Regions from separate parts of the Homo sapiens genome. Here all the other regions are linked to region 1. Evidence: chromatin contacts called from ENCODE Hi-C or POLR2A ChIA-PET data. All regions are on one chromosome and are shown on one strand. Each heading gives the region's core, a stretch centred on a gene start or an enhancer-like site at or near the end of the contact. The rest is flanking DNA. Distances are from core to core; before and after follow the strand shown.

Region 1 (3,544 bases), core at 1-2,500:
ACCTGACTGGCTTGTTAGCTGTTTATTTCGTCGGGAGAGGATTCCGTCTTGCGAATCCTAACGAGTTCGGGAAAAAACAAAACTTTACTCCTAAACTTCAAAACACACACACACACACACACACACACACGCACACACACTAAATACATATAATTGTAAAAATCACAGCCACGTTCATTTTTTTTAAAGTCCCAATCTAAAACCTTAAAGAAAAAAAAAGACTTGAAGGAACCAAAAACATTCTTTGATTTTGGTTTGACGTTGTTCAGTCCAACCTCCTCCTACCCAGGGGAATACATTTCTCGATATATTTGATAACAAACACAAATCACTGTGCGCAGCCTCAGATGGGGGTGGGGGGGCGGAAGAGCCTTTTGGAGAAAGCCCTCCTCCGTTAGAAACAATAAATAAGGGAGCGAAGCCATGCACGTTCCTTCACACACGCCCCAAACGCACCTCGGCGAGCCACCCGAGGAGGAAAACTAGTGGGGCAGAGCCCTGAACCACCTCTCTTTCTCCATAAGCATCTCAAGACTTGGAAACTAAGAGGACAGACCTTTTCCTCCTCCTTCCCGCCCTCCTTCCCACCTCCGACAGACCCAAGAGCAGGAGCGGGGGCGCCAGCCCCACGCACTGCGCCTGCAGCCGCCGCTGAGACCCGAGCTGCCGGGCGGCGGGGCGGCCCGGGGCAGGCGGACCGGAGCCGCCACCGGGGGTCTCTGCGCCTCGCACCCCCAAGCCCGGCGCTGCCGACGAGCGGCCGCCCGGGTCCCTGCCCTCGCTCCGGCCTCGCTCCCCCGAGAGGAGACAAAAGGAAGGTTCAGCCGGGTCACCGCGCGGCCGCTGACGGGGAAGCAGAGTCGACCCCGGCGCGGCCGCCCCCCACACAAAGGGGCTCCCCGCCTGGGTCGCGGCGTCGGCGCACTCGTCCCCGCCCCGCGCGCGGGCTCTCACCCACCTGCAGGTGTCTGTGCGTCTGTCCATAGGAACGCGGTCGGCGCGGGGGGGCCTGCGAGAGCCGGGCAGCCCGGGCTGGACGGGACGGGCCGAAGGGGCGCGAGGGCGGGAGGAGAGCGGCCAGAGGGCCGGGCACCAAAGGTAAGTGGAGCGGGGAAGGCGCCCGGCGGGCGGCGGACCGAGGAGCGGGGCGGGGGGCGGGGGCGCCAGCCTGGCTCGGCCGACCGCCGCGCGCCGCTCCGTGCGCCCCGAGCTCCGCGCGCCCGGCTCGGAGCGCGGCGGGCGGGCAGGGGGCGGGGCGCGGGCGGGCCGGGGCGGGGCCGGCGAGCGGGGCGGGGGCTCGGACCCCGGGCTCCAGCCGGCACCGGAAACGCGCCGTGGTCGGCGAGACCCACAGGAAGTGTGTAACGACACCTCCTACGGCACGCACCGAGCTCGCAGTCGTTGCTGCCCCGAGGAGGTGTAGATCGAGCCTCCTGCCGCACACACGTTCGCACGCGGCGGCCGGCGCGCTGGACCGAGAGGTTGGAGCAATCCATCCTCCGCGCGCACGAGCTCAGTCCCTACTGCCCCGACAGGTGTGGAACCCGCCGTCCCCGCTATGGTCCGAGGAAGTGTACAGCACTGCTCCCTACTACACGTCCTGGGCCCGCGGTCCCCGATGCCCCCCGGAGCTCTGTGCACCTCCACTGAAACGCAAGGAGCAGACAGAACCTACACCATCCGTGAGGTGTGTGATTTCCCTTATAACGCATTGAGTAGAGTTACCTCTCCGCCCAGGGATGTGCATTAACACTTTCTACCGAGATACTACGTACAGCCCATAGTCACCGCTGCCCCGTGAAGGTGCCCAACAACCACCTGTAACACACACACCCCTATCCCATCGAGGGAGCGGGGATGCTTAATGATACCTAAAATACACTAAAACTAGGTCCTCCAGCAAACCAGAGACACAAGAACACCACCTACACGACTCAGCACAGCAAAGATGAAGCTGGACTTGCTAGGTGCTACCAGGCTTGGTCCACCTTTATTTTACCTAACACTTTCGTAGTACTTGCTGTGTGCCCACAGTTTGCACTGAGTACTTAGCGAATATTAATTTATTTAATCCTAAGAACTCTACATAGTGGGTGCTATTAACATTGCCATTTTATGATAAGGAAACTGAGGCACAGAGAAATTAAGAAATTTTTTCAACATCACATAGATAGTAGCTAGAGGAGCCTGGATTCATTCCGGACAGTCTGGCTTCAGAGTCTGCTCTTAACTCCCTTTCTATTTACAGCACTGACCATCTCCAAAACAGTAATCATGGTAATAAATAACATTTACACCATATCTGTCAGGCCTTACGTAGTGCCCACATCTTGGCCTCACCTCATCTGTGACAGGCATACCCCAGTCACTTGTACCCTTGGAGTAGGTAAGGGAAGAGAAGAATATTTTTGAGGGAGAGAAAGAAGCTAACTTCTTAGCAAAGGAGAAAATATCCAGGGTCGTCCAGAATCCAAGCAGGTAACTTCATTACCACATCAAGCATGTTCTCTTTTAGGTAGCTTCTGCCAACCCCTCTCCATCTCTAGAGCTGATTCCGGTTGATGTTCTTAACACCTTCCTCTATCAACACTCTTCCAGGTCTAGGCTGAAATTTAAAATCTGTGTAAATGTTGACACAATAATGTTTGTACAAACAAAAAAGACCAAAAATGAAAACCCCCTAGTTAATTGCTGCATATTCTAAAGATGGGATCTTGTGGAGAAATTGGAACTCTTATGCAATGCTGATAGGAATGTAGATGGTACCACCACTATGCAAAACAGTGGGGAAGTTCCTCAAAAAACTAAAACTAGAGCTACCATATGATCCAGCAATCCCACTTCTGGGTAAATATCCAAAAGAATTGAAAGCAGGATATCGAAGAGATATTTGCACATTCATGTTCATTGCAGCACTATTCACAATAGCCAAGAGGTTGAAGCAGCCCAAATGTTCATCAACAGATGAAGAGATGAATGAAAATGTGATATATACATATAATGGAATATTATTCAGCCTTAAAAAGGAAGGAAATCTTATCACAGGCTACAACATAGATGAACCTTGAGGATGTTGTGCCAAGTGCAATAAACCAGTCACAAAAGGACAAATACTGTTATGATTTGACCTATATGAACTATGTAGAGGTATGTAAACTGTGGGATTATGTCAAACTTGTGGAAACAAGACGGTAGAATAGTGGTTGCTAGAGGGTAGAGGGAGGGGAAAATGGTGATATAATGTTTACTGGGTACAGAGTTTCAATTTTGCAAGATGAAAAATTTCTAGAGATGTTACACAATAATGTAAATATAACACCACCGAACTGTACACTTAAAAGTAGTTACAAAGGTAAATTTTAAATTGTTTTTGCCACAATCAACTTCAAAACAAATCTAATTTTATTTGTTTAAAGGATATTTCACTACAATGAATTTTTTTAATGATGCAGGCATCCAACCATGATGAGGTACCTTGTTGAACAAACTAACTCTGCCACTGAGAACGATGAAAGCTGTTTAAAAAAATAAATAAGTCTGTTTA
Region 2 (2,500 bases), core at 1-2,500, 450 kb after region 1:
AAAGGAAAATAAATGGTCTAAATTGAGCAACAAGAAAGTAAACTTTTAAGCAGGTACTTTCCAAGTGAAATGAGAACCGGAGATTGGGTCCAAAAGAGAGGATGCCCAGCCAGACTGAACTTTCAAGTGTTTTCCAACTGGAAAGCTCCAATGTCCTCTGATCTCAGTGAATTTCCAATCTAATTTCAAGGAAGTCCCTCAGGAGCCCCATTGCAAGGGTGGTTATAGAACCATTTACAACTGCTTTAATAAAACTAATGCTTATAAAGAAAGAAAACTTGTTTTTTAGTCATCCATAACACAAAAAAGTGAGGTTTGATGCACAGTAAAAGGAATCATTATTTAAGTTAGTCTGAGTTATATTGTATTTTGGAAATGCTCCACATTCAATATTTATGCCACATACTCTAAAACCAAAGTATGTAGATTAAAAAAAAACTATTTCCAGAAATAAGCTTGCTGAATCACCACAGGCTTAATTTATTTATTTTAACTACCAGTTTCCTGAATGTTTTTGTCTAATTGGCCTATCTGCAGTTGCCCTTGGTCCACCCTTGAGCCCACTCTTTAAGCCTGTCTGTCACTTAGAGAAGTACAAGTACTTCCTGCTGAGAATAAAGCCTTGATCGCAATTTCAGTGAATTATCAGGGAAGTGTGAGAATAAGTAGGAATAAATGTCTAAACATTTGGGAAAAACTTGTTTGCAATAAATGTGGTTAACAGAGAGTGAATAGGCTTACTACATAAAATTGTTACTCATCAATTAAAAAAACTGTACAATCCTCCTCCGGGGGAAAATGATCAGATATTTTAAGTCTGCTGATATTTTTCTCTGGATGTCAGACCTGTATACTTTGTCCTGCATTATTGGAGTATAATTGGCAAATAAAAGTTTTATGTATTTAAGGCATACAATGTGATGATATGATACACCTATACACTGTGACATGATTACCTCAATCAAGCTAATTAACACATCCATCACCTCACCTTTTTTGTGTGTGGTGAGAACACTTAGATTTACTCCTATAGCCCATTTCAGGTATACATTATTAACTCTAGTCACCATGCTATACATTAGATCTCCAAAACTTATTCATCTTGTAACTGAAAGTTTGTACTCTTTGACCAACATTCGCCATTCCTCCCCAACCCCTAACTTTGGTAACCACCCTTTTGCTCTCTGTTTCTATGAGTTCTTCTGTTTCGGTTCCACCTGCAAGTGAGATCATGCAGTGTTTGCCTTTGCCTTTCTGTGTCTGGCTTATTTCACTTAGCATTATGTCCTCTAGGTTCATGCATGTTGTTGCAAATGACAGGGATTTCCTCCTCTGCCTCTTCTTCCTTCTTCCTCCTCCTTCTCCTTCTCCTTCCCCTTCTTCTTCCCCTTCTTCCCCTTCTTTCTGTTTTTGCTTTGTTTTGTGTTTGTTTTTGAGATAAGGCTGGTCTTGAACTCCTGGGCTCAAGCAATCCTCCTGCCTCAGCCTACCAACTAGCTGGGGCTGGGTCTGCACGCATGCACCACCATGCCTAGCCGCCTTCATTTTTGGCTGAATGATATTCATGTGTGTGTATGAATATTTTCTTTATCCATTCATTTGTCTACAGGCACTCAGGTTGATACCGTGTCTTGGCTATTGTGAACGACTGTGTAATACATATGGGAGTGCAGATAACCTCTTCCACATACTGATTTTATTTCTTTTGGGTATATACCCAGAAGTGGGGTTGCTGGATCATACCGTAGTTCTATTTTTAATTTTTTGAGGAACTACCATACTGTTTTTCGTAGTGGCTGTACCCACTTACATTCCCACCAACAGTGTGCAAGGGTTTCATTTCTCCATATCTTCATCAACACTTGTTATCTTTTGACTTTTTGTTAATAGCCATTCTAACGGATGTGAAGTGAAAGCTCATTGTGGTTTTGATTTGCATTTCCCTGATGATTAGTGATGTCATACACCTTTTCATATACCTGTTGGTCACTTATATATCTTCTTTGAAAAAAATCTATTCAGGTTCTTTGCCCATTTTTAAAAAATCAGGTAACTTGCTTTTTTTTTTGCTGTTGAGTGGTATTAGTTCCTTACATATAATATTTTGGATATTAACTTTTTATTGATATATGGTTTAAAAATATTTTTTCCCATTCTATAGATTGCTTTTTTATTTTGTTGATTGTTTCCTTTGCTCTGCAGAAACTTTTAGTTTGATATAATCCCATTTGTCTTTTCTTGCTTTTGCTGTCTGGGCTTCTGCTGTCACACCTGTATTTTTGTTTTTGTTTTTGTACCAGAGAAAGTGAAGCAACAAATGAGGAACATGAGAACACTGGAGTAGAAAGCTGGGTGGGCATCAGACAGCTGACCAAAATTTTCACTATCAAAATGGCAGGTGAGATTTTTTTTTATATACTAGTTATCACAACATCTTCAACCTTTTCTTTTTTTTTTGAGACCGAGTCTTGCTCTGTTGCCCAGGTTGGAGTGCAATGGT
Region 3 (3,544 bases), core at 729-3,228, 380 kb before region 1:
GCTCATTTTGTATCTTTTGTAACGACAGTCCCACTACATTGCCTAGGCTGGTCTTGAGCTGGGCTCAAGTGATCCTCCCACCTCGGACTCTTCAAGTGCTGGGATTACGGGCGTGAGCCACTGCACCTGGCCTCGCACTGGTTTGCTGGACATACGAATCAAGCAAACCTTGATTGAGGGGACTGGGCTGTAGCCTGATAAGAGTCATCTCTATGTGTGTGTGGTGTGTGTATGGTGTGTGTGGGGGTTGTGTGTGAGGGTTGTGTGAGGTATGTGGGTGTGGTGTGTGGGTGTCGTGTGTGGGGGGGTTGTGTGTGGGGTGTGTATGTGGGGTGTATGTGTAGGGGGTGTGTGGTGTGCATGTAGTATGGGGGGTGTGTGGTGTATGTGTGGTGTGTGTGTAGTGTGGGGGGGTGTGGTGTGTGTGTAGTGTGTGTGTGGGGTGTGGTGGTGGTAGTGGGGTGTGTGGGTGTGTGTGTGTGTGCACGCGCATGTGCGTGCGCTGCTTAACCTGGTCAAGGGGATCCATGAGTAAAAGTTTTTAATAGAATTGCTTTCCTTTGTAATCCTACATCCCTTTATTTTACGTATTTAAAATCAATATTTTGAAGTCTATTTAAAAAACAAATGCACAGTATTTTGGTGAGGGGTCTATAGGCTTCACCAGATGACCAAAGGGGTTCACTGCACAACCAAACTGAAGGGACCCTGTGTACAGAACCCCAACACAGAGTAAAGTAACCCCAAAGCCTCCATTCGGTGGCAGCATCACTGTGCTGAAGGTCTGACTGGCTCTGGGAAGCAACCAGTGCCAGGCCCAGAAAGCATGGAAGACGAATGGGCTGCTTCCCCAGCAGCATGTGCAAGGGAAACCCCTGTGAGCACCCCCTCTGCTGCCAAACCCAGCACTGCAGCCACATGGTTGGGCAAGGGCATGAAGCGGGAGCCAAGACTAAGCAGCTAAAATAAGGGAAGGAGATGAGACTAGCAGGATTCCCAGCTTGTGGATTTCTGGTAGGCCCATGTGAAAGGCTCTGGCCATTAGAAACCAGTCTTGTTGGGCACACTCATTACCTTCTCATAATACTGGATGTTCTTGTCAGCCATCCCCATGAGTAGCTGCCGGAAGTCCTGCCTCTTGTTGTTCTGCCACCTCTCCATGTCAGCTTTCAGGTCAGCATTGAAACACTCCATCCGATCCTGACATTTCTCGACGTCCGCCGGTACCTGGAAAAGGGAGGCACACATGGGTGCCCTGCACACAAAACTGGCATCTCTTGCCTTGAGCTCCTCTGAGCACACATTTGTCAAAGGCCAAAGCCCTACATTAAAATGCTATCAACACGCTCCCTCCTCTGGAGGCATTTATTTGAAAGCAAAACCTTGGGTTTTCAGGTCTAAGGAGGAGCTCTGAAAAGGGGCTCTCCTAACCCAGATCTTCAAACCCATCCAAACACAACAGAGACTCGTGGGGGAAACACCCCCATTTACACACAGGAAGAAGAAACATTGCAATTCAGACTCATATGTCTTTGGTTCCTTTTAGGATTTACTCATCCACACTTGAAAGTGTGTGCAGACTTTGCAAATATACAGCATTTGTATTGCCCTGCTATTCTCCTGTGTCCCATATTGGAACTAGAGAAGAGGTAGGTTCTCCCAGATCACATGAACTATTCCATTGCTGTGACATTTGATGATGCCTTTCCTCATTAATCAGAGAATTGCAATAAGACAACTACTGGCCAGCTGCCTCCTCTGAACCCCACATCATAAATAAACTGGAGGCTTGTTTATGCTTTTCCCAATAGCAGATACTTTTAAATGGAGAGTTAGAGAAGTCTGAGAAAACAGGAGGAAAGTTACTTATGCATGTCAAAAAAATTTGAAATTCAAAGAAGAAATATACAGCAGGCTATTTCAAGTTTTTCTTAAAGAGGTTTAGAAGACTTTCTCAAAAGGGAACTATGTCACTTGAAGTTTCACAACTTTCACTTTGCTTTGGTGAATTTCACCATCCTGTGCAGCTGGAGTTTGGGCTTTGTGGCTGCAGCGCTTCCCAAAGCTGGCTTCTCTCTCCTAACTCAAGCACTTCACTGAGCCCTGATGGCGGCCAGGGAGCCGACAGGCCCAAAGCCAGGTCAAACCCCCGACCTGCCAAATGTATCCCAACCACAAGTGAGGCCTTTTATGTTTGGTGTGCTGGGGCCCATGAACCAAACTGTCTCCAAGCCATGGCTCACCCCTGGGAGTCCACTTCCACCAATCGAGGAGGTTTATACCCAAGCCTCGTGGACAAGGAGCTGACCCAGAATGATGCCAATGAGAAAGACAGGCCTGAGGGAGCTGGACACCTTCAGGGTACTCAGCCATCTTCTCCACAGACCACGTGGAGATGGTTGTAGAACACAGGAGTCAGGGAAGAGACATGGCCAAGGCAAGTGAATTTGAATGTGCCTGACACGGGAACTAGACATGGGTGAAACCAGGATGAGCTGGAGAGAGAGATAACTAGACACTCTGGAAATTTAAAAGCAAGGAATTTTTCTGTTAAGATGGGGAAAGAGGCCTTCTTCAAAGCACATAAGCTTCTGGAAGAGGGAAAAAAAAAATACTGGGCTGAGTGCAGTGGTTCATGCCTCCCAGCACTTTGGGAGGCCAAGGCAGAAGATCACTGGAGGTCAGGAATTTGAGACCAGCCTGGGCAACATAGTAAGACCCCCATCTCTACAATAAGTAGGATGTGGTGGCGCTATGTTGTCCAGGCTGGTCTCGAACTCCTGGCCTCCAGTGATCCTCCCACCTCGGTCCCCCAAAGCACTGGAATTACAGGTTTGAGCCACCATACCAGGTCAGAGACTGACTTTTTCTTCTGATGCCATGATTTAAGTCTCTTTTGCCTCCTCCCAAGACCACCCATTACTATTGGTTACCTCAGGAAAAACTGAAATAAAAACCAGAGTATCCCAGTCTTGCCTCTCCAGAGTCACTCCAGGAATCAGCCTCAATGGAAAGATGCCCAGCGAGCCAGTGTCTCTGGCTGGCCTCACCTCCCCACAGGCACAGGCCAGTTCCCTTACCCGTCTCCTGGCCACTGCTCACACTTGCATTGGGGTGAGGGTGCCTATGAGCAACTTCCTGTTTGCTTAACGAAACTTCTGCTGTGAGGAGAAAATGGAAAGCCCTGGAAAGAGAACCTCACCAGGACACGTGGAGAGGAGGGCAGCCAGGGTCTCTGAATCAGGACTGTTCACAGAGGAAAGATTCCCAGGTTTAAAGATTCCCAGGTGTGTTCTGGAGATGGGAACTCTGACTGACCCAGAAAAATCAGGGTCTAAACCACGGCTGTGGGTTTTAGGACTGCCTGAGCCTCGGTCTGGGAAATATTTGGCTTCTCAGTTTCACAACACATTCTGTGCTTGGCACTGAGGAATACAAAAGTGCTTGGGTCTCAACAGACAAATCTTGTCTCCCGTAACCTACAGTCTAGTTGGGAAGAAACAGGAACATGCCTAGACACTGAGGCAAGATATCGTAAGTGTTG
Region 4 (3,544 bases), core at 376-2,875, 360 kb before region 1:
ACTAGCTCTGGTTAAATGACTGAGTTCAGGTTACCCCTTTCAACATGCTCCTTTTACATATTCATTCTATGGAAACCAGGACCACCTGCGAGTTAGATGTCCTGGGGCAATGTTGGTAACACTGAAACCACACATTATCCCCTCATTTTAAAATATATTTTTACACAAAATTTGGAAAATTTAAAGGAGGGGGAGAAGTCATACATAATCTCATCACACAGACACAATCAGTGATACATTATTTCTTCCCTTCTGGTCTTTTTCCTTGAATGGCTTCTTTGATGCTTCCCATTTCTCTGTTTCTCTGCCTGCACACCTGTTATTCAGATGGTCTAATCCTCTAATTTTCATATTTTTTTCTCCAATTCTCTTTTGGTTTCTTTTCATATGTGACTTGCTTAACTTTTTCTTCTAACTCTTCTATTAATTTTTTTATTCCTATTATGGTTTTAATTTCCAAGAGCTCTTTGTTCTCTGAATTTTTAAAAATTACTGTTTTATGGCTGTGATATCTTCTCTTTTGGAAAATATTAACATTTTTTTCTGGAAATTTTCTTCCCCATCAGTGTTTCATTCAATAGGTTTTTCTTCTTTGTTTTACTTCTGATATTCATATTCAAATCTTCCCTTACATATCTGGTGACCCTTGTCTGTCCACTCATCCAAGAGGGAAACTCCATGGAAATGGATTGAAAGCTCTCTGCACAGAGGGCTTGTTGACATTCTCCATAGGAGACTCGGCTGGGTCCTTTCATTGAGGGACCACCCTGGTTCTCCATCGCCAGCCAATATCAGTATCTGTGGGTCACTTCTCTTGGCCCGTCCAGATTTTCTAGAAAAGGCTCTTTTCCTCCTTGCATGGAAGATCTAAGGCTGAGAGTCAAGCAGGAGAAGAGTCTCAACATCACTAATCTTTCACTGAACACCCTCAAGTGTGCCTAGAGTCTCTTGCTCCACAGAGGCCCCCTCCAGAGAATCGACCCCCAGTTCTGCCAAAGTGGAGAAGGAAGTGGCCCCTGTGTGAGCAGGGAGGAGAGGATCAGAAGCTAGAATTCTTAAACAGACTCTAGATTTATTCTTCTCTTCAGCTCTACCTCAGTCCCAGAGGGGCGTGGTGCTGCCAACTCTTGACCTTTTTGGAGGGTTCCGCGGTGTAAACCAGGTGGCTTCTCAGTTTTTTCCCCCACAGTCGGTTTCAAAATCAGCTTGAGTCATTTAAAGTACTTATTAACTCTCAATCCGTTCCCAAAATTGTACTGCTATTGCCTCCTTGCCTGTTGCTCTTGTCTGTGGGCTTGTGACTTTTTTCAAAATCGTTTTAGTGTCATTTTGGTGAAGTTTAAATGTGTATTCAGTCTGCCATTACTGGGAATCTCAGAGTTCTCATTTTAATATTTTTCTTATTTTTTTAAAGCCTTTGAAATCAGGCATATTTCACATCCTGCTTCTTCACATTATTTTAGCTGCAAGAAATTAGCCACTCTGTATAATCTCTTTTGTTCAGGAAAGGGGACATTTTTTCCCTGACAAATCAATCTTCCAGAAAACTCTTCATTTCAGTTTTGGAAAGGCACCGGAAATGGCCAACCTAAAGCACCAACTGTTCGCGTTCCCGGAGTTTGACTCATTGGCGCCACCTTGTGGCCCTGTGGGGAAGGGGCGGGCAGGCTGAAGAAACCGCCTGACAATTTAAATTGGCTTTTGAAAAGGACTAACCCGGAATGTTGTAGAAGTTATCTCCAACTGGAAGAAAAACTTTGTCTTTAAGCCAAAACTTATGCATCCACATTTCACACTTGTAATCTCGATCACCAACGATGTCTATATTATTAAATCCAACAGATATATTTTGCCCCCTTCTTAAAACATTTATCTTGGCTTCGTGGAGGCAATCCTCTTCTTCCCTCCTGCCACACCAACCCTTCCTTTGTGGGCTCCTTTGCTACTTGTTCTTTCGTCTTAAGGTGATAGATCAATAAATATTACCATGCCACAGGCGCAGGCCTTCACACTCTACGCACCTCAATCACATCTCCTCATACAATCTCCATCGGTCTCAGAGATTTAAACACCATTCATACACTAATGACTCCCAAATTTCTATTCCCACTCTAGACTAACTCAAAACCAACTGCCATGACATCTCCACTTTAATGATTAGGAGGCATTCTGAATTCCACATGCCCAAAATAGTGGACTCCCAACTGCTCCACCTGTTCCTCCCTGGACCCTCCCCGTCCCAATAAACAGTACTGCGATCCACCCAGCTGCTAAAGCCAAAAACCCCAATTCCTTTCTTATTTTGCATCACTACAGCAGCAAGTGCCATTGGCCCATCATCCAAAATATACCCCAAATCCACCCACGTCTCTACCACTGCAGTCCAGGCTCCACCACCTAGTTTTCTGCCCTTGGCTCCCTGTGACAGCCTTCTGAACGGCCTTCCCAATCACCACTCTCATCCTCTACAATCTAGTCTCCATACTGTAGCACTAGTTGTCTTCTTAAAGTGAAAATCACATCCTGTCATCCCCCTGCATAAAACCAAATGGCTTCTCTTCTAGTCCTTAGAATAAAGTCCAGACTCTTACCAGCCTTTAAGATGGTCTTTAAGACGCTACTGCATTTGGGAGGCCAACGTGGGTGGATCATGAGGTCAGGAGTTCGAGACCAGCCTCACCAACATGGTGAAACCCCGTCTTTACTAAAAATACAAAAATTAGCCGGGCGTGGTGGTGCGCACCTGTAATCCCAGCTACTCAGGAGGCTAAGGCAGGAGAATCGCTTGAAGCGGGAAGTGGAGGTTGCAGTGAGCTGAGATCACGCAGCCTGGGCAACAGAGTGAGACTCTGTCTAAAAAAAAAAAAAAAAAAAGCTACTGCAGGACCAGGCTCCTACCTCTCTTTGACCTCACCGCTTACCACTTACTCCTTTGCTCACCAGGTTCCACTCCCCAGCCTTTCTGATCTGCAAAGACTCTGAGCTCATTTCAGCTTTCGGACTTTGCACTGGCTGCTCCCCTCTGCCTAAAATGCTCCATCCTCCGACCCTTGCGCAGCTCACTCCCATATGTCTTCCAAGTCTCCAGCCACAGCCTTTTCCATGTGGCTTTCCCTTACAACCTACTCTTACTTCAGACCCTCACCCCACCCCAGTCATTCACCAAGACCCCTGAGATAAGCATGCGTATTGACATAGATAAACCTCTTAAAAATAAGATGTACAATGTGCAATCATTGTATATTTGTAAGTGTCGCAAATTTACCAAATTGTCCGATTCAATTACATGCTTGCTGACCACCTTCTATGGATAAGGCAGTGTGGGAAATAAGACAGTCCTGCCCAAACCTTCAGGAATAAAGCTTCTCCAACATTTGGCCTAGTCATGACAATGCTAATACTCAAAAGGCACTGCCAGAAAAGTGGTGAGGACTTCAAGAGGGCCTCTTTCAACCCATCACTACCCTAATTTCATTATACACACACAGTTTATAGGATGTGAAATCCTATGTAAGGGCTCACCTGTGGATGTCTGCGAGGTATT
Region 5 (3,544 bases), core at 315-2,814, 320 kb before region 1:
CCCACGCCATAGTTAATAAAGTCTTGTCGTTCTTCTGCCCATTCAAATTCTGAAACCTGGCTCTCCCTGAGAATCGGGCCTCCCTGCCATCGGTCCCTCTGTGAGCTGCTCGCATTCCACAAGCCTCGCCCAGCCCCCAAGGCCAGGAGCTGCTGCTGACATGCTCCTCGTTCCACACAGCTCCTGACCACCACTCCCCAACCGCCCTGTGAAAACCCTTCTGAGGCTCGTGCCATCCAGTGACATACATCCTGTATCTCTCCCGCACAGCTGTCATCCACTGACAGCTCTGCCATTTCTCCTGATGCCCTGAAGATTCAAGCAGCTGGCTCTCAGGCTTCCTTTCCAAGCCCTTCCACAACCTAAGTGCCCTCGAGATCCAGGTGGCTCATACATACAACACCAGCCTCTAAGCAAGCAATGTTTCCTTCCATTCCACAGCCTCTCCCAGACCGTCACCAGGGAGAAACCCACACATCTCCCTCTAAACGGCATCCCCTATATTTCAGGCTCTTCCTCTTCCCAACATCCTTGGTTTCTCAGCCTCTTGGGACCTAAAGTTCCTTGACATTCCATCCATTCATGTCTTTACTTCCTTCCTTCTTTACTCAGCATCCATTCCATGGCCCAGAACTTCAATCACTTACAGCAATATCTAAATGTTGTTCCCTCCCCACTGCCCATTCACCCAACTCGTAAAAACCCACTTGCTCTACCAGACCTGGGTGTGTGAGCACACTGCTAGAGGAGAAACAAAATCAAGCAAACACACGGACAGACACGATACATTCTACAACCAGACCCTCCAACATTGCCAGGCACCCTTTTCATACTCCCTTACGTCAGCTCACTCCCACACTGTCCAAATCATTTATCAAAAAGCCCATAAAAGTTGTGAAAATTTCTAATCCCCACTTCAAACCACCCCCACCCTTAGAAGGCTTCATCATCTATTCAGAGAGAAAACTCCAGATATAAGCAAAGAACCCCTTAACTTCCTGCCACAAAACAAACTTCCCTTCCTTCTCCACAAACAATGGAAAAAGTACACCGCCCCTTCGGTGGCAATTCTAGCTTCCTCCGCCTTCCCAGGAGCCTCCATCCTACTCTCCAATCTTCAACCTAATGCCTTCTTCTCTACCAATACTGCGCAACTGGCAGTTAAACAAGTCTCTTTCATCCTTAAAAACAGCAGCAGTCCAAAAAAAAAAGCCTCCCTCTCCCTCAAACCCATGCCCACTTCTGACCACTGCTCTCTATGCTTGTTTTCATTGCCAGAATTCTAACACTCTTCTCTCTCTTACCCCTCGCTCACTCTAACCCACTTGGGTTCTGCATCACTACACCAATGAAACTGCTCACACCACAACCAGCAATAACTGTGTCATTAAACTAACGTCCACTTTGCATTGTACATAATTCAGCCTCGGAGCAGCATTTAGACTCTGTTGACCACTGAGGCATTTAGAAAGAGGAACTAGTTGGGGTGTTATGACTCTTTTTCTTTTTTTTTTTACACACCACTGGTAATGAGGCTAAACACAAGAAAATAATAAACCCTGAAGGGAATTGAAGGCTCGCCTCTGTTTCCTCACCCTCAAGCCTACTTCTGTATTGTCAGTTTCAACCACACAGGCCATGCTACTGGACCACAGTGCTGGGTATCGGGGCCATCCCTCTCTTGAAAATCATGTCTTTTGGGCCAGGCGCAGTGGCTCACGCCTGTAATCCCAGCACTTTGGGAAACCAAGGTGGGCAGATCGCCTGAGGTCAGGAGTTTGAGACCAGCCTGTCCAAAATGATGAAACCCCATCTCTACTAAAAATACAAAAAATTAGCCAGGCACAGTGCTGTAATCCCAGCTACTCAGGATGCTGAGGCAGGAGAATCGCTTGAACCTGGGAGGCGGAGGCCGCAGTGAGCTGAGGTCATACCACTGCACTCCAGCCTGGGCAACAGAGCAAGACTCTGTCAAAAAAAAAAAAAAAGAAAGAAAATCATGTCTTTTGGGCAAGATTATTAATATTTATTATCTTTAGAATCAGAGAGACCTGGACTCAAGTTCTAGCTCCACCACCCATGAGTTGCATGTCTTTGAGCAATTTTCTTAACATCTCTGTCTCTCAATTTTCTCATTTGTAAGATAATAGTATTTATATCTACTTCATTGAGTGTGAAGATTAACTGATAATATACGTAAAGCATTTAGCACAAAATAAATGAGGGCACATCCATACAATGGAACGCTATTGCAGTCTTATAAACAATAGCATAAAAGCATGCTTACTGGCATTTCCTAGCATAGAAACATGTTCACAATGTATTAAGTGAATTGGCAGTATACAAAATACTCGTTTTTGTAAAACTGGATGAAGTAGTATAGAAAGTCAGCAACAATTATTTCTGGCTGGTGAGCGTATAGGCATTCTTTAGTGTTTTAGCTTACTTGAACTTTCTTTTTTTTCTACAATGAACATACATTACTTATATAACATAAAAATAAAAGGGTTTCAACTGCAAAAAAGTACAGTGCATGGTAAGTGTCCAATAACTAGCTGCTGTTATGATGTTACTTTCTTGTAGTCTCCAGAAAAAAAGAGCCAGAAGCTGCCTGCCCTAAGAAGGCCTAAACTGGCTCTCCACCACTGGGGAGAGAAGATACTTTTACCTTAGATTTGGGTGGATAATTCTTTGCCTACATTGGCTGTCAGCCTTCACTTATTTTAGCTCAGGCAAAAAGAGCTCTGTACTTTGTCCAGCCCTGGTCATCAGGAATCTGAATTAGGACTAGAGCATCAAAGCCTTAAGGTAATAAAGCAAAGCATTTGAACAACCTTGTCCTCTGACCATTAACTTCGTTTGAGGACCTCTGCAGAAGTGGAAGTCCCAGGACAGGGTCAGGTGTTGGGATCCCGTGTTCCTCTTGTTTGTTCTCTTTCTCTCATTCTCACACACCCCTACGATATCCGTCAATACAACTTCAGAAAGAAGCCTCTGAATGCACCACCAAAATATAAACCTGGTGTCACTATTAGAAACAGGAAAAGAAGACAACTCTGGTTTGGGATCAGAAGTGAAAGAAATGATAAAAAGTAAAACTCAGTTCTGCAACAAGATTATCTTGAGGTGCTGGCATCACAGCCAAGTGAAAATGTGCTGCTAGAACTTGGAAAACGTTACTCTAAGGCATTTAATGACTTATAGGAAATCAAGCCCAAGAGAAGGGATAGAAATAAGAACACAGAGGGAAAAAGGTAGGGAAGGAAAGAGAAGCAGCACAGGAAAGACTGGTGAGTTGCAGTTGCGCGTTAGCCTCTCAATCAGTTAATGGGAGTCCTGTAGTATTTGCATTTTGGGGCAGAAAAATCAAGAAGCTGAGGGGAAATGTCACAGTGGGCAAGCACTGCTGTGCCAGCAAGGCGGTCACTTTGTCATTTGGCTGTTTACAGCACTAAGTCAAGAAAAACAGGCTTACCTTTCACTGACTACAGGGTAAAAAATAAGGTCACCCTAGAAAAAAATAAATAAATGGATATAATTCCTG
Region 6 (3,544 bases), core at 444-2,943, 310 kb after region 1:
GCCCACATGGGCCTTGAATTCCTGGACTCAAGCAATTCTCCTGCCCTTCAGCCTCTTTAGTAGCTGGGACTACAGGCATGCCACACTTCACCCAGCTTGAAGTTGATTTTTAACTACTTGTTAAGACTCCACAACTTTAGCCCTTATATGGGTGTGTTTGAAAGTGGTGAGATTTACGGCAGGCTCATGGCAGAGAGTAAACAAGTGAGGATATGGGGTGAAGTAGTGGGGTGCCTGCTCTCGGCTGCGCTCCCACAGACATCACAAGCTCAAAGCCTTCAAACCGGATCTTATTTATTTCCTTCTCCCCGACTAGTCATAAAACCTAGTGGATTCCACTCTTACACACTGCCCTCTTCACACTCATTTGTCAATGCCCAGCTGCAGGACACATCTATCTCTATCTCTATCTGTCTGTCTGTCTGTCTGTCTGTCTATCTATCTATCTATCTATCTATCTATCTATCTATCTATCTATCTATCTATCTGTCTATGGAGTCTCACTCTGTCGCCCAGTCCGGAGTGCAGTGGTGCGAGCTCGGCTCACTTCAACCTCCGCCTCCTGGGTTCAAGCAATTCTCTCGCCTCAGCTTTCCGAGTAGCTGGGATTACAGGTGCCTGCCACCGTGCCCACCTAATTTTTTTTTTTTCAGTAGAGACGGGGTTTCACCAAGTTGGCCAGGCTGGTATCGAGCTCCTGACCTCAAGTGATCCACCCGCCTCGACCTCCCAAAGTGTTGGGATTACAGGCGTGAGCCACCGCACCGGGCCAGGACATGTCTTCTATTGCCTGATTCCTGCAGCAACTCCGGGCTGGACTCTTTGCCTTCCACATCCCAACCCAACCCCAATCCCAATTCCACAGAACAGACAGAGATGTGTCAGTGATGAAGTCATTCACTGCTTGAAACTGTGACAGCTTCCCGGCGACCTCCATCACTTGGGTTAGGAGGGCTAACTTCCCTCTGCAGCTCAACGCCCCTCTCCAACCCTCTGCTCTCACTCTAGGTCCCCATTCCCCATTTCTACAACAAACTCCCGCTTAGATTCCTCCCCAACGTCCTTCTCATCCTTGGGTCTTGGTTTACTCCTTCCCTTGGGATGAGTACGGCTGTGATGGAGGTAGGGGCTGGCATCAGCGCGTCCCAAGCCGGGTGTCCTCAGAGCAGCGGGGACTGATGCCAGCCCCTCCCTCCATCACAGCCCTACTCTCTCTCACTCCCGGTGACCAGGTGTCACCTGGTCAAGTGTGTCGCCCCTGGGTGGCCTGGGTCTGCGTCTTCCGACCTCTCATCTGGGCCTTGCGCTGTGGTCACCTCATCCAGCTCCCTTTCACGTCCTGGAAGATTTCCGCCCCTTGCTCCCCTCACCCCTCTCCCCGGGGGTGCCTCCCTGAGCCCTCGAGTGGCTTGAATCCTCCGCAACATTTCCTCCCCAGCACTCTCCGGGGCTCTGCGTCCAGCTGTGTCATTATCCGATGAGTGTCTGTCCCCCTTTGCGAATGTGAGCGGCGAGAGGGCAGCAAGTGCGGAGCCAGAGACGGACGCGGAACGGGCGTGTCCTAAGCCCAGGCCCCGACAAGAGGAAGGACCCGCGCTCTGCGGCCTCCCGGGGACCCCGCAGCGCCCCCCGCTTCCCTCGGCGGCGCCGGAAGCCGCCGGCTGGTCCCCTCCCCGCGGCGCCTGTAGCCTTATCTCTGCACCCTGAGGGCCCCGGGAGGAGGCGCGGGCGCGCCGGGAGGGACCGGCGGCGGCATGGGCCGGGGGCCCTGGGATGCGGGCCCGTCTCGCCGCCTGCTGCCGCTGTTGCTGCTGCTCGGCCTGGCCCGCGGCGCCGCGGGAGCGCCGGGCCCCGACGGTGAGTGCGGGCTGGGACGGGCACGGGCGGCCGGCGGGGCCCCCGGCTGGGCCTCGAGGACTCTGGGCGCACGGACGCTTCCCCGCCCCTGGGCCGGGCCGGCGCGGTGCCGAGGCGTGGGGCGCAGGTGGGGCCCGCGCCGGCCGTTGGAGATCGGCAAGGAGGAGCTCAGAGAAGCGGGGGGCTCCCCGCCGGGCTTCCCTGCCCCCGCCCGACCCCGCGACGCCGGGGGACGCCGGTTTTAAGGCGGCCTGGCCGGGCCCCCAGGGACCTCCACTGCCCAGGAGGCGGGGTGGGGGCTGGGCGCGAGCGCGGACCCGGGCAGGGCGGCGCCCGGGGAAGGGCGGGGAGGCCAGGGCGTTCTGCGGCGCTGTCACGCTTCCGGCTCTGCGGTGGCTTTTGCATGACACATTTTTGACCCGAAGCAATTTTCTTACCACTTTTAATTTTTTCACGTTGTTAGAGAGCCGGATGCTAAATATGGTGAGAAAGACGCGTAAGGAAGAGTACAGGAGTGAAGCCATTAATTCACTCATTCATTCAACAGATGGCCCTTGAACAGCTTCCCTGTGCGCGATGAGGGCGGGCAGTGCGGGCCCTCGTGGAGCTCATTGTCTGGAGGATTTAGACCAGCAAATGTTCTATTTCCAAGCAATCGAGGGAGTTGTTTTTCCTCCTCTGCAAAATGCAGTGTTGAGCTGAGTAGGAATTACACAGAGGATTCAGACACGCAGGGGAGGTGACATTCATCCACATAACTGTAATACAAGGCAGAATGGCATGGGTGCCATGAGAAGGTGTGGGTGGTGAGGGCAGGGAAAGGGGAATCGGTGGTGACCCTTGAGCTGGGCCATCAATGATTGGTCATATTTGGATATGGGAAAATGTGAAAAAGGTATCCCAGCTCATAGCAGAAGGCACTGTCACCTCTCCACAAATGAGTGTAGAATGAATGAATTCCTTCAGAATTCAGGCCCGGGGGAGAAGGGAAGGAAGCACACGGAGGCACCAGAGGCAGAGGGCAGAGTGCCTTGATTGGCAGACCTAGGCCTTTGGACTTAGCTGTGCCTGGAAGCCACTGGAAGCCGTCTCAGGGAGTGACAAGAAAAGTGGGTCTAGCCAGTTCTAGGCGCTTCGGGAGCCACAGGTTACAGTGCAGACATGGCCAAATCCAAGCACCACACCACACACAACCAGTCCCGAAAATGGCACAGAAACGGCATCATGAAACCCGGATCACAAAGATACGAATCTTTTAAAGGGGTGGACCCCAAGTTCCTGACAAACATGCGGTTTGCCAAGAAGCACAATAAGAGGGGCCTAAAGAAGATGCAGGGCGACAGTGCCAAGGCCATGAGTGCACGTGCTGAGGCCTTGCCCTCATAAACCCCAAGGAGGTTAAGCCCAAGATTCCAAAGGGTGTCAGCTCTTGCCTACGTTGCCCACCTCAAGCTTGGGAAACGTGCTCGTGCCCGCATTGCCAAGGGGCTCAGGCTGTGCCAGCCAAAGACCAAGGTCAAGGATCAAACCAAGGCTCAGGCTGCAGCTCCAGCTTCAGTTCCAGCTCAGACTCCCGAAGGAGCTCAGGCCCCTACAAAGCCTTCAGAGTAGAGATCTGTGTCTGCCAACGTGAGGACAGAAGGATTGTCCCCCTTGGACTGCCATCTGCATGGGGCTGATGTCCTCC

Evidence for each region. A loop is a pair of places that touch in the nucleus more often than their neighbours do. ChIA-PET counts read pairs that join two places held with the same protein, here RNA polymerase II (POLR2A). Pooled maps may share reads with other maps.
Region 2: a pooled map shows a loop between it and region 1 (5-fold over the local background). The contact joins the enhancer-like site here to the promoter of KIAA1958 in region 1. A Hi-C loop is called at or near these places in 5 of 50 pooled maps. POLR2A ChIA-PET finds 5 or more read pairs at or near these places in 2 of 52 experiments (PC-3 and naive thymus-derived CD4-positive, alpha-beta T cell).
Region 3: a loop to region 1 is called in a pooled map, with 2.6 times the contacts of the local background. The contact joins the enhancer-like site here to the promoter of KIAA1958 in region 1. A Hi-C loop is called at or near these places in 4 of 50 pooled maps. POLR2A ChIA-PET finds 5 or more read pairs at or near these places in 3 of 52 experiments (Panc1, WTC11 and activated CD8-positive, alpha-beta memory T cell).
Region 4: a pooled map shows a loop between it and region 1 (7-fold over the local background). The contact joins the enhancer-like site here to the promoter of KIAA1958 in region 1. A Hi-C loop is called at or near these places in 8 of 50 pooled maps. POLR2A ChIA-PET finds 5 or more read pairs at or near these places in 3 of 52 experiments (HEK293, WTC11 and activated T-cell).
Region 5: a loop to region 1 is called in a map of tibial artery, with 3 times the contacts of the local background. The contact joins the enhancer-like site here to the promoter of KIAA1958 in region 1. A Hi-C loop is called at or near these places in 8 of 168 maps with a recorded cell type or tissue (B cell, GM12878, OCI-LY7 and 5 more), 15 of 37 single-sample maps with no recorded cell type and 21 of 50 pooled maps.
Region 6: a pooled map shows a loop between it and region 1 (12-fold over the local background). The contact joins the promoter of SUSD1 here to the promoter of KIAA1958 in region 1. A Hi-C loop is called at or near these places in 1 of 37 single-sample maps with no recorded cell type and 9 of 50 pooled maps. POLR2A ChIA-PET finds 5 or more read pairs at or near these places in 3 of 52 experiments (PC-9, activated T-cell and naive thymus-derived CD4-positive, alpha-beta T cell).

Annotation. Positions count from the first base shown.
Region 1 is chr9:112,484,533-112,488,076 of GRCh38, reverse strand. KIAA1958 reads right to left here and starts at 1,250. Exons shown (of 4, transcript NM_133465.4): 1 at 959-1,250. HSDL2-AS1 (HSDL2 antisense RNA 1) reads left to right here and starts at 433. Exons shown (of 5, transcript NR_171779.1): 1 at 433-1,098; 2 at 1,536-1,687. RefSeq lists silencers at 652-1,141, 1,222-1,281 and an enhancer at 1,712-1,771.
Region 2 is chr9:112,030,966-112,033,465 of GRCh38, reverse strand. LINC02977 (long intergenic non-protein coding RNA 2977) reads left to right here. Exons shown (of 3, transcript NR_186812.1): 2 at 2,301-2,398. Among named protein-coding and RNA genes, the nearest start is that of LINC02977, 8.2 kb to the left of the region's middle. RefSeq lists enhancers at 891-1,180, 1,311-1,400. Within about 2 kb of position 1,250, at least 4 of the 41 ENCODE cell types and tissues checked have a DNase peak (open chromatin) inside an H3K27ac peak, as active enhancers do.
Region 3 is chr9:112,861,930-112,865,473 of GRCh38, reverse strand. SNX30 (sorting nexin family member 30) reads right to left here. Exons shown (of 9, transcript NM_001012994.2): 8 at 1,075-1,227. Among named protein-coding and RNA genes, the nearest start is that of SLC46A2, 27 kb to the left of the region's middle. Within about 2 kb of position 1,978, at least 13 of the 41 ENCODE cell types and tissues checked have a DNase peak (open chromatin) inside an H3K27ac peak, as active enhancers do.
Region 4 is chr9:112,842,957-112,846,500 of GRCh38, reverse strand. All of the region lies in intron 6 of SNX30 (sorting nexin family member 30), which reads right to left. Among named protein-coding and RNA genes, the nearest start is that of SLC46A2, 46 kb to the left of the region's middle. RefSeq lists an enhancer at 1-275 and a silencer at 1,607-1,716. Within about 2 kb of position 1,625, at least 3 of the 41 ENCODE cell types and tissues checked have a DNase peak (open chromatin) inside an H3K27ac peak, as active enhancers do.
Region 5 is chr9:112,807,536-112,811,079 of GRCh38, reverse strand. The region is part of intron 2 of SNX30 (sorting nexin family member 30); the gene reads right to left. Among named protein-coding and RNA genes, the nearest start is that of SNX30, 59 kb to the right of the region's middle. RefSeq lists an enhancer at 1-530. Within about 2 kb of position 1,564, at least 3 of the 41 ENCODE cell types and tissues checked have a DNase peak (open chromatin) inside an H3K27ac peak, as active enhancers do; they include OCI-LY7, where a contact is called at or near this core.
Region 6 is chr9:112,173,446-112,176,989 of GRCh38, reverse strand. SUSD1 (sushi domain containing 1) reads left to right here and starts at 1,693. Exons shown (of 17, transcript NM_022486.5): 1 at 1,693-1,857. The coding sequence starts at 1,755. It also overlaps the pseudogene RPL29P20. RefSeq lists a silencer at 1,575-2,234.